2 separate regions of the Homo sapiens genome follow, and region 2 is linked to region 1. A link is an interaction called in ENCODE POLR2A ChIA-PET data of the cell type or tissue named here. Cell type or tissue: A673. All regions are shown on one strand. Each heading gives the region's core, and the rest is flanking DNA. Links, peaks and the distances in the headings are about the cores only.

Evidence for each region. Peaks named below come from ENCODE experiments on the same cell type or tissue, not always from the same donor. Only the 100,000 strongest peaks of a DNase experiment are listed, where the experiment ranks them.
Region 2: POLR2A ChIA-PET joins it to region 1 with 8 read pairs; 1 of 35 experiments calls an interaction of 5 or more read pairs at or near these places.

What each region holds. Positions count from the first base shown.
Region 1 is chr3:65,275,248-65,280,631 of GRCh38, reverse strand. All of the region lies in intron 3 of LOC107986094 (a long non-coding RNA gene), which reads left to right. Among named protein-coding and RNA genes, the nearest start is that of LINC02040, 100 kb to the right of the region's middle. In A673, for the core only: no CTCF peak of the experiment used is centred there; a DNase peak (open chromatin) is centred at 2,631; H3K27me3 peaks cover 2,901 bases.
Region 2 is chr3:65,596,730-65,602,113 of GRCh38, reverse strand. The region is part of intron 2 of MAGI1 (membrane associated guanylate kinase, WW and PDZ domain containing 1); the gene reads left to right. Among named protein-coding and RNA genes, the nearest start is that of MAGI1-AS1, 290 kb to the left of the region's middle. RefSeq lists an enhancer at 3,609-4,160. In A673, for the core only: no CTCF peak of the experiment used is centred there; no DNase peak of the experiment used is centred there; H3K4me3 peaks cover 346 bases.

The DNA of each region.
Region 1 (5,384 bases), core at 196-5,195:
CAGGGCTCTCTCTCTTAATCTCTGAGTCTCTTGATCTCCACATCTATCTAATTTCTATTTCCATTATGATTGCTATTTCTATCATCTCTAGAGAAACAGCTAATGGAGAGAAATATATAGATCTAAATATATGAAAGAGTGAGCTAGGGAGAATGGGGGAAGGGAATGGATGAATGGGGGTAGAGAAACTGACTTGACTCCATAGAAAAGTTCTAAATGAAACTCTAAATTGTCAACTGTTAATGGCAGCATCTTACTTGATACAGAAAAGTATTTGAGCATGCAGTGGACATATGCCATTTTATTTGATTGCCCAGTATCCATGCCCTGTCTTATTTATGCACAATATCCTATTATGTGTAGTTCTTTTTGGAAAACTGAAGGAGGCTGTCAAAACAGATCCTGAGACAGATGTTTGCCTGCAGGTGGTTCGCTGGGGAGTACTCTTAGGAACAACACAGGTAGGGGAGTGAGGAAAGCTGGATGGGGCAGAGGGTGAAGTTGAACTGTAATGTAGTTTGCATAAAGGCCTCAGTCAACTCCACAAGGAGCTCTGAGACTAAGATGGCTCTTCAGAGATATCCCAAATTGAGGCACAGTTTGCAGGCATTTGTATTCCTTTATCAACTGTCAGAGGCATTAGAATCAGAGGGGAATCCATCTTCAGTGAGGGCTAGGAAAAATGAGGCTGGGGCTTGCGGGAATGCATTCACAGAAAGTGAGGTATTCCTAGCCTCTAGATGTTTATGATTAAGGGAACAGATTGATAATGTTTACTAAACAGACCCAGACTCAGGAAAGTCCTGATATCCCAATACCTTGAGAACAGAAGCATTCCTAATTTTGCTTTAAAGATAATAATATCGATTCTTGCAAAATATAGTAATAAAATAAATTCTTTATCACAAACCCTTGTAGCAGAGCACTTATCCCCATGACTTTTTGTTGTTGTTGTTGTTGTTATCATGTATATAAACAAGCATTGTACCTAGACTGGGTGCGTTCTTCCTGTTACAATCGGGAACACCCTACTCTGTCTATGGAGCAGCTGTTCTTTCACCACTTTGCTTTCTTAATAAATTTGCTTTCGCTTTGCACTTTGGACTCGCCCTGAATTCTTTCTTGCATGAGATCCAAGAACCTTCTCCTGGGATCTGGATCAGGACCGCTTTCCAGTAACATACCCAGGCATTGAATGCAGGCTGCCCCCAGTACAGAGTGTACCCTTGGGTGAGGCAGCTTCTCCCAGTGGAGGACAATTCCAGGGGAGGGATTTATCTGGGAACCATCAGCAGGCAATATCCCCAGCAGCTGGGGGAATTGAGAGCCTGGGTCTTGAGAGATCTGTCAGTGTACCACAGCATCCCCACCAAGGGTCAGCTTCCCCTTCTCCATGTTGCCTGCCTGCTGGGTTAAGGGCACATGAGCTAGGTTTGGCCCATCAGATTCTCTCACCAAGGACTTTATCTTGAGTAGATGACACAAAGATGAAAGATCCAATAACATTCACTTAGGCAGCAGTAGTAGGCACGGTTATCTTTTCAGTTTTGTGGCAGTAGTAGCTGGCCAAAATATTCCTGAAACACAGCTTTTGCCAGTGTCCTGTGGTTCCTTAATATTTTCTAATCCTTGGTCTTAAATCTCTGGTTGATGCTGTGAGTCTTTTCTTTCTTTCTGGTAAACTTCATTTTATCTTTAGATATTGAAGCTTGGTTTTGGTTTCTTAAAACTAAGGAACTCTGATAAAGGGAATAAATGACAAAAGAGAAAAGGAAAGAACATTAAATTTTAGAATAATGCTTATTACCTATGCTAGTATGAGTACAAAGAAGGTATCATACCTTTTAATAGACTATGACAGTGGTAATAGTAATTTGATTATTATTTTCCTTCAAGAGTTTCATTTTTTAACCCCAGAGAAGGGTATATATATATATATATATATACAGAATCTTATCTCTTTTGACAGGCTGCTTGGCAAAGAGATACTCTCCATTATATATACTTCTTTTGCATCATATTCTCAAGCTTGTTTGTAAAAATGAATGAGTTTGCAGAAGACAGATCTCACTAAACAGGTTAATTAGTTGAGAAAAATGAGAAGCCACTACTGGGCATTTTAAAATCACTTACAGGGCCAAGGTGGGTGAAGTCAATTAAGAAGTACAAAAATTCACTAAGACTACGGTGGCAATTCTTTTAAGGCCCCTTTGGATAATGCAGAGTTCAAGGCTGAAGAGTATGTGTGCAGAACATAAGGTGAGATGGAGATGCCAGTAAGGTGTATAGCAGATACCCAGAGGCAACAGCCTCCAGAAATCATTCCAAGAAGTGGAACAGGAGGGTGAGAAGTAGGAAGGTAGTTTAAGTATTAATGACAGCATGTTTAGGGTGTTGAAATCTTTGACTAATAGCTTAATAAATCATGGATTAATAGTGAGATTTCCAGTAGGAAAATCAAAGTTCTCAACCAATTTACTTACATGTAGATAGAGTGCTCCCTGGGTTAGGTCATTAAAACTTCGTCAGAATGTACTTAGTAAAGCAAGTGGTACTAAACATGAGGCTAAATTGCCTTGCCTTGTTGACCGGATTCAAAGCAAATCAGCTCAAGTGGGTTCCTGCCATCCCTTTTGGAGTGTGCCTGCTGACAGAGGAAATGGATCCCAGCAGGAGCAGATTTCTGAGTATTTAATCTCCCATTGCTACTGTTGCAGCATCCACAGGCTTGAGATGGCTAGGGTAAAAACTGAGATTTCTGTTTTTGGTCTCTTTGAAGCAAGGGAATAAGGAGGAAACCCTAGAAGAAGGTACTAAGCTTTCTCTTTTGGGGAGGTGGTGTTGCAAGATGTTGGGTTTTGGAGGAGGAAACACATGTTCTTTGGGATGGGTGGTCAGAGAAAGGCTCATTTACGAGGTAGTATCTAGGTTGTGACCAGTAAGATCAGAAGGAGGAAGCCGTAGAAGGACACCAAGAGTGAGGCTGGGAGAAGTGAGGAAGGATGTTCCAGGAAGAAGGGACAGAGCATTGCAAATACTCTGGGGGAGGAAAGAGCTTGGAATCTTTGAGGAAGTGAAGGGTGACCAATGTGGCTGGAATTAGAGGGTGAAGATTATGGTGGGGAGTGGGGTATTTGGTACCGAGACCCAGGTAGAGAGGTAGGAAGGGGCCCATTATTTTGGCTAGCTGGATCATGATATTATACAAAGCTGGGATTTTGTTTGACGTGCAACAGGAAGCCATGGAGGAGTTTTAAGGCAAGGAGTGACATGATCAAATTTCTATTTATAAGATGCCACTGTGGCTTCTACAAGGAGAATATGTTGGAGGAAAACAAAAATGAAATCAGGCAAAATAGTAAAGAGGCAATTACGAAAGTGTAGGGGAGATGTGGTAAGCGTTTGATCTAGGGAGGTGGCCAATTGTTGTCAACAGAAGCCGACGGATTAAGGGTATAGTTAGGAGGCAGAAAAAGAAGATTTAGTGATGAATTGGCTGGTGCAGAGGGATCATTAGAATGAGATAAATCTAGGATAACACCCACATTTCTGTCTTGAGCTACTACTGGTATGTAGCAGTCATTTTCTGGCTTGCCTTCTAGCCATTGGCCCCGTTTTTAAATTCTGCAATTTTATTCCCTTCACCTCTTGCTAAGTCAAGATCTCAGGCACTGCTCTTCTTGTCACCCTCATGCCTGCTTGGTGGTCAGAGAAAAAAAAACAGCTCCTCTCATGAGTGAGTTGTGTCTCTTGTCAATAGAATTAAAAAACAGAGCTCCTTCTCGGGTATCAGCACCACGCGACTAGCCTCTCTCACATGCAGTGCTGGATCCTTGAGTGATTTAGAATCAGCATTTCTTACTCAGCCTTGATATGAATGCATTGCCTGTTGATTATCTCAGACACAACTTATTACCCTGAATTTAAGACTCCTTCAGCGCTGTTTCAATTAATGTGGTGGTGAGTGTGAACATTAGAATGGCCAAGCACAGCCAGGATTTAATTGATTTAATTTGCATATCTTATTCTGAAAGAATTATATGTTGTAAATTCACCCACTGGCAGGACCTGACCACTGCTACCTTCTTTGTGAATACAAAATTAGCTTCTCTGAAGGTTTCCCTAACCCTGGTTGTCTTTAGATCACTTAAGACCTTTAATGTTCGTTCCATCTTTTTAGAGAAGAGTACAGAACCCTCTTGGGAAATAAATGCCAGTTTGGGGGAAGGCTGTGAGTATGACTACATTGCTTATAAGAGGAGCATGTGCACTGAGAATAGTGTCATTTTGGAGCCATCTGCAAGGGATCTTTTGGGGACTCTGGTTTTGGGAGCTGAAGTCAGAGCAGATGCTTCTCTGATGGAGACTAGGTTGGGAAAAGGAGTTATTGTATCTTTCTAGGCCAAGACACATTTCCCAGAAATCTTTCTGGGTACTGTTAGAAGTTTTATTATAAAAAATGTGTAAAAGACAAGCTAATGGAAATCTTATATTGCATACATACCTGTGTATGCAATATATTTAAATATGTTATACACATGAACACCCACACAAATAGCTATACATCTGGTAATCACCAAGTATGCATCAGTACACCTGTACCAGTTGATGACATATTGAAATATTTTCATTGCACTTGGTAAATAGATGCTGCCCCTGAGTACCCCTCTGGCTACCTGCTGTACCCTCTGGGGCTCCCCTTGATCTGCTTGATGTGTCCAAGTGGAAACACTTGGCTCTTGAAGGATGCCTCCAGGCCTCTGTCCTGATTCTACAGCCAGAGTCCTTTCTGATGAGTCTGTGAATTTACAGGTTGTTAGCCATTTTGAATACCACCTGTGTGCATGTGTGTAAATGTTTGGGATTTGACCTCATGTTGAAATTTCTTTCATTAATTCATTTGCACACTGAGGCTGACGAGGCTGATTTCTTTCATTAATTCATCTGCACAGTGAGGCTTGCCTACTATATGCAAGATACTTTGCTAATTTCAGGGGATATGAAGTTGAGTTAAATAGTCCCTGCGCTCAAGGAGTTTAGTCCAGGAGTGGAGACTGACACATCAATGTGTAAGTGTCATGACAGAGATAAGCAAACAGAATCACAGGATTGTTGGGGGCTCCTAATCCAGCATGGGATTATGGTGATATAAGTAGTCAGGGAAAACTCCTTGGAGGGAGGATAATTGAGCTGAGTCTTACAGGATGAGTGGGGATTACCCTTATGAAGGGGTGGGGGTGAGGCAGGGTGTCCACTGAGATTCACTGGCAGGGAGTGTCCAGAGGAGTGGGAGAAGAGGGTGAGGCAAGAACAGGGAAGATCTGGCATATGCAATAATTGTTATTTTGTCTGCACAGCATTCTTTCTCCTAACAGAATGTATCT
Region 2 (5,384 bases), core at 183-5,182, 320 kb before region 1:
GCATACAGGACACTTCCAATTATCAACATCGTTACTTACTTGTCCTTTTGATTATAGCCATTTTAGTGGGTATGAATGGGATGTCATTGTGGTTTTGATTTGTTGAGCATCTTCCCATATGCTTGTTGGCCATCTGTGTATTGTCTTTGGAGAAATGCCTATTGAATTCCTTTGCCTATTTTTAATTGGATTATTTGTCTTTTTATTGTTTAGTTGTAGAAGTTTTTCACATATTCTGGATACAAGGACCTTATCAGATAAATGCTTCACCAGTATTTTTTTTCTTTCCATGGGTGTCTTTTCACTAACTTGGTGATATTGTTTTCAGCACAAAAGTTTTAAATTTTAATACACTCTAATCTGTCTAATTTCTGTTTTTTTTTTATTTGTGCTTTTGGTGTCACCCAGGATAAAAAAGATTTACTGCTTTTTTATCTTACTCTTAAAAGAGTTTTATAATTTTAGGTCCATGGTGCATTTTGAATTAATCTTTGTGTTTGGTGTGGAGGTGGGGGTCCAACTTCATTCTTTTGCATGTGGATATCCAGTTGTCCCAACACTGTTGAATTTTCTACTTTTGTTTTTTAATTTATTTCATTTTAACTTTTACAGCATCATGCATAGAAAGCATAATTAATTTCTGTCTCTCTTATTCTCTAATAAATGCATTTAAGGCTATAATTTCCTTCTGTGTGGGCATATGGGTACATCCTGCAGATTTTATTATGAATTTTTGCTTTCCCTTTGACTGTTAATGGCTGTTCTTACTACATTTTAGTCAGTGAATGTGGCCTGTGTTATGTGAGTTCATATTTTATCCAAAGGACATTTCTATTAAAAAAACAAACAAACTATAAAACCCCTTTCTGACCCCATGGATATATTCTGCCTCTTTATTATATCCAACAGAGCTATATGCTTGGTATGTGCTCAATAAATATTTGTGGAAAAACATATGCAGAGCAAGCATTTAGAGGGAATCCACACCTAAGAGTTAGCGTGTTGATGTGCCAGTAATAATACTTAGTCAGCACTTTCTCTGTGCCGGGAACTCAGATCTAAGTACCATGCCCTCTATTCACCCAGTTAGTCTTCATCACAGTTCCATGAGGCAGGAACTCCTTTTACTCTCATTTTACAGGTGAAAAAGTAGAGTCATTGTAAGGTCAAGTTTGCCCAGTGGTTCACACTGAGAAAGCCAGAGGTGGGGTTTTGAACTGGTCTAGCCCCAGATCCCACTCTCATAACCAGTATGTTCTACTGCCTCGCAAGTGGTCACTTTTCCACAGCATTTATTGTGATTCCTAAACATTTCTCTAATTACTTTCAATGTGTTCAGTGAGAGAAACTCTTGGCCTTTTTCTCACAGTTATTTCTCAAAAATTGCCAGTAAAGAAGTGTCTACATTTCACTGCCTCTCTAAACTGTGCTCTCAAGGCACTGCAGCCATAGCTTGCCCTTGGCTCTATAAGCCAGGCGCCCATGAAGCTGGCTAGCCCAGGACCTACTGGTTTTAATTTTGTGTGTGCGACAAAAGAGACTTTAAAAGAAATGCAACTAAGCATCTCTCCTGGCTTCTGCTGGAGACCACACAAGCTGGGAGAGCCTTGGTTTTTGAGATTGAGTGTGTCAAGATACTACACCTCTGAGAAAAACCAAGTAGATTTTCATGGACTCTTTTTCCTGTGCTTCTCTTGCACATAGAGAAACCTGGTCTTTGGAGCTCTGATTGAAAATAATTTGTTATTATTAGGGATATTTCCTAACCAAAATGACGGCTATTTTTCTTTCCCTATTGAAGACTGGAAAGCTACATCCTTGAATACTTATTGAATAAAAGTTCCCTTCTTTCTCTCATAAAAAGAATGCCTTTTGTATTTTTGTTCCCTTCAGGGAAGTCTCTATGCAGATTCCTTGCAAAAGAGCAATTTAATTTGTACTGTACAATCATTTTCTTGTGGAAAACTAATAAAATACAAATTCCATTTTTCAGCATTAGCTTGTGGCAAAAGGCTTTTGAAAGTTTTATGTAGTATCTGCTTTTCTTTTTCCATTTTTAAAAATAATGATTGAGAGGAAAAGTGATGTAAATGCTCGTATGTATTATGTACATGGTTGATAAAGTATTCCCTTAAGTTTATTGTTTCTCTCAAACAAAATAGGTAAGCAAATACTTTGCATGTAACTCTTAAGGCCTTTCACCTTCCTGCAAGTAGATGTGAATCAAGAATGAAGCCAGCGAATCTGTGTTTCTTCCGAGACATCTTACTCGCTTTTTTCTGGCAGGTCCAGGATGTCTAGGGTTCTGGTGTTTGCATTTCACTAATTGAAGCCCTGGGAGCTGTTCCATTTTGCAGGTCCCCTCAGTAGTAGAAGATGAACACTTTCATTTGGTTGAGATGTTTTATATAGAAACAATCATAATAGTAGCAGTAGTGATAGGTGACATTTAGTGAGCACCTGTTATGTATGGTGAACTGTACCAAGCACTTTGTATGTGTGATCTGTATAACAAGTAGAGAGTTTTTGTTCCATTTTGTACACCAGGGGAAACAGGCAAGTAATTATCTACAGTCACACAGCTGGAAAATGGAAAGATGGAGTTGGAACCTAGTGAGTCTGACTCCAGTATTGAGTCTTTTGACCACAGTGAGTGACTAGAAGGAAAAGGGGCCTTAGACATGCTGTCCTTCCACACCCTGGATTTTTCAGATGGACATGCCTAGGTTTACTGAGTAGCAAATATGAAGGAACAACATTTATTTTCTCATCTGCTATGAAATCCAGCCGATACTGCATTCGAAGGAAAGATCTGTGCTGCCTTGTTATCTAAATGGCCCACTGCCCTCTCACCTTTCTCCCGCACCCGTAAAGCCTGCTTTGCCATCCTATGATCCACCCATTTGTAATCTAGCTTCTGCATTGCCTCCCCCAACATACCCCAGAAAGAGGTATGCCCTTGCTTCCTTTCCCCTCTTGCCCTATTTTCTTGGCATTCTTCCTCTCAGAACATCTTGCAGCCCCTTTATCTCCTCCTGTCCAAGTTGTAGTAATGAATTCTTGGAGGATGCTTGCACGTGACTCTGTAGCACCTGGATTATGAGAAGGAAGGCAGTGGATAGCGTCCTTTCTTTGACAGTCTGGAGGCATTCACTCTCTTGCTACAAGGTGTAGCTTCAGCAATGACTGACCATTTGAAAATAGAGAAAACTTACCTTTCCAAAGCTAGAGGTCTCTCAATAAAGTTTTCTCACTAAGGTGGATGAAGAGGAAGGATCCCTCAAAAGAAACAGGGTGGAGGTGATACCGCCGGCTCTTAGAGAATCTTTTAAAGAGGCAGCTTTGCCAACCATCTGCACCAGAGGCCAGCCTCCCCCTATCCACTATCCTATCACTCCTTAAAAACAGTGAGTTTTAATGACATAGAGGTGAGCAGTAGAGAAGCAGCTTGATTCTGAGTCAGATTGTACCTTTGATTCTTGAAGTGTCAATTCCTTGAAAGTGGATCCTTCAAATTCATTTTCTAAGCCACTCCATCGTCTTTATTTTAACTCCAAAGGAAGACAATTATTTCAAACATAAGAGTTATTATCTATTGGAATTCCTTCCAAAGTTGGGGAAGAGGCAGAAAGGCAGAAGTCAGTTTCATCAGAAGGGACTTCTGTCCCTTGCTCTTGGGAAGTCAGGGTTGTATCCCTAACCAAGAAAGGGAGTCACGCCCCTTCCCTCGCCCTCACCCACCCACTCATGCACTCAGCCTCCAGCATGTCGCAAATGGGGCAACCCTATTTCCCGCCTTTCCATGTCCAGGGGCTCCCACAGGGCCATGCGGGTGATGGGGACCTGACACGCCCCAGCAGGGAGAGGCTCGCTCAGTCCCCGCCCCCTCCGCAGGTGCAGCCCCCTAATCCCCCCGGCCTAGATATCCGGCAGCCTCTAGGAGCCCGGGCTCTGTGATGTAATGCTCTTTTTTCACACTCCCGGCTTAAATACAGATGGAAATTGTTGTCATGTGTTAGAAATGTCGCCAGTAATATAAAAGGCGCAAGCCTGGGCATCTTCTCTCCCTTCTCGCACCATCAGCTGCTCCTGCTGCCAGCACCTCTTCCCTCGAAAAACCGCTCTGTGGTCAGGTGGCCGAGGCGCCCCCAGCTCTCCCAGGAAGGGGTTCGGTCCCACCCCCCCCCCACCCCCGCCTCTCTTTACAGCCGCTGCAGAGCCAAGGACCAGCGTGGTGGGAGGCGGTTTCAGGCTCACAAAGGGAAGGATTAATCTTGGCGATTGGGCTGGGGTTTGCAGGCAAGTACAAGTGGTCCATGATCTCCTCTCGCCACCCCTCCACCGCCCCCTGCCCACCTCTGGATTCGAACGCTCCGCTGCCGGAGGAAGCCTGGGGACAGGCAGGCGGCGGCAGAGGCTCCCTGCCACCGGAGGTTTGAGCTTGGGTTGTGGGAATATCCATGGAGGTGAAGATGCCGTGTGTGGTGTGTGGACCAGGGAGGAGGGGCGGGGAGAAACCCGGCCAGCTTGGGAGGGCCAGATGGCTGCGGCTGCGTTTTAATTCACCAGGCAGGCCCGTTTGGCCAGGCTGGGAGGAAGGGGGAGGGGGGAGAAAAAAAAATCAGAGGTCAGTGGATAGGGAGAGGCCGGGCTCTGGAGCAGATGCCTGGCGAACAATGGGGCTTTTGAAGGGGATGCTGGAGGAAGTGTGGCGCGCGCTTTGTATTGCCTCCTCCGCATTGCAGGTTGGAATCGGGCAGCTAAATTTTAATGAAGTGCATTCCAAAGTGTGCTCGTCAGCCCGGGCTTTTGGAGCGAGGGGCTCGGCTGAATGGGGACTGGGGGTGGGAGGGGGAGGGGGCCGGCGAAATGAGTTCCTGATGGATGGTAAAGGAGGAGATGAAAGCCTGCTCAGTGTGGAGGGCAGGGGAAGGGAGGGGGGAAAAATCAGTACGTCCCCGTGCATATTAATAGGCTCCAGCAGGTGTTGGTAAATGTATGTTGCTGCATTGTTCCGGCGCCCAGGCTGGGGAAGGCAGGGGAGAGGGAGAGCTGCTTCCCCGGGCAGCGCGGTGGGCAAATGCCTTTGCACTTTGGAGGGCTTTGTAAGCTCTCGGGGAAAATTAGAAACGGAAGGGCTGCGATTCTCCTCTGTCCGTTTTCCTATTTCTAAAAGGAAGAATGTACATGCGGAAGGCTTTTTAAGTTTGCTTCCTGGAAATTAACATTTGTATGTTAGAGCACTGTGTTATCTAGGTAAGAGATGTATGTCTGTGGGCATCAGAAAACAGAATCCAGAGTCTGGCTTGCTGAGTGCTTGGGAGCTAAAAGGCTTTTCTCCCTGTCTGGTTCTGTAAGTGAATGGGCCAAACCCGGAAGGCTGG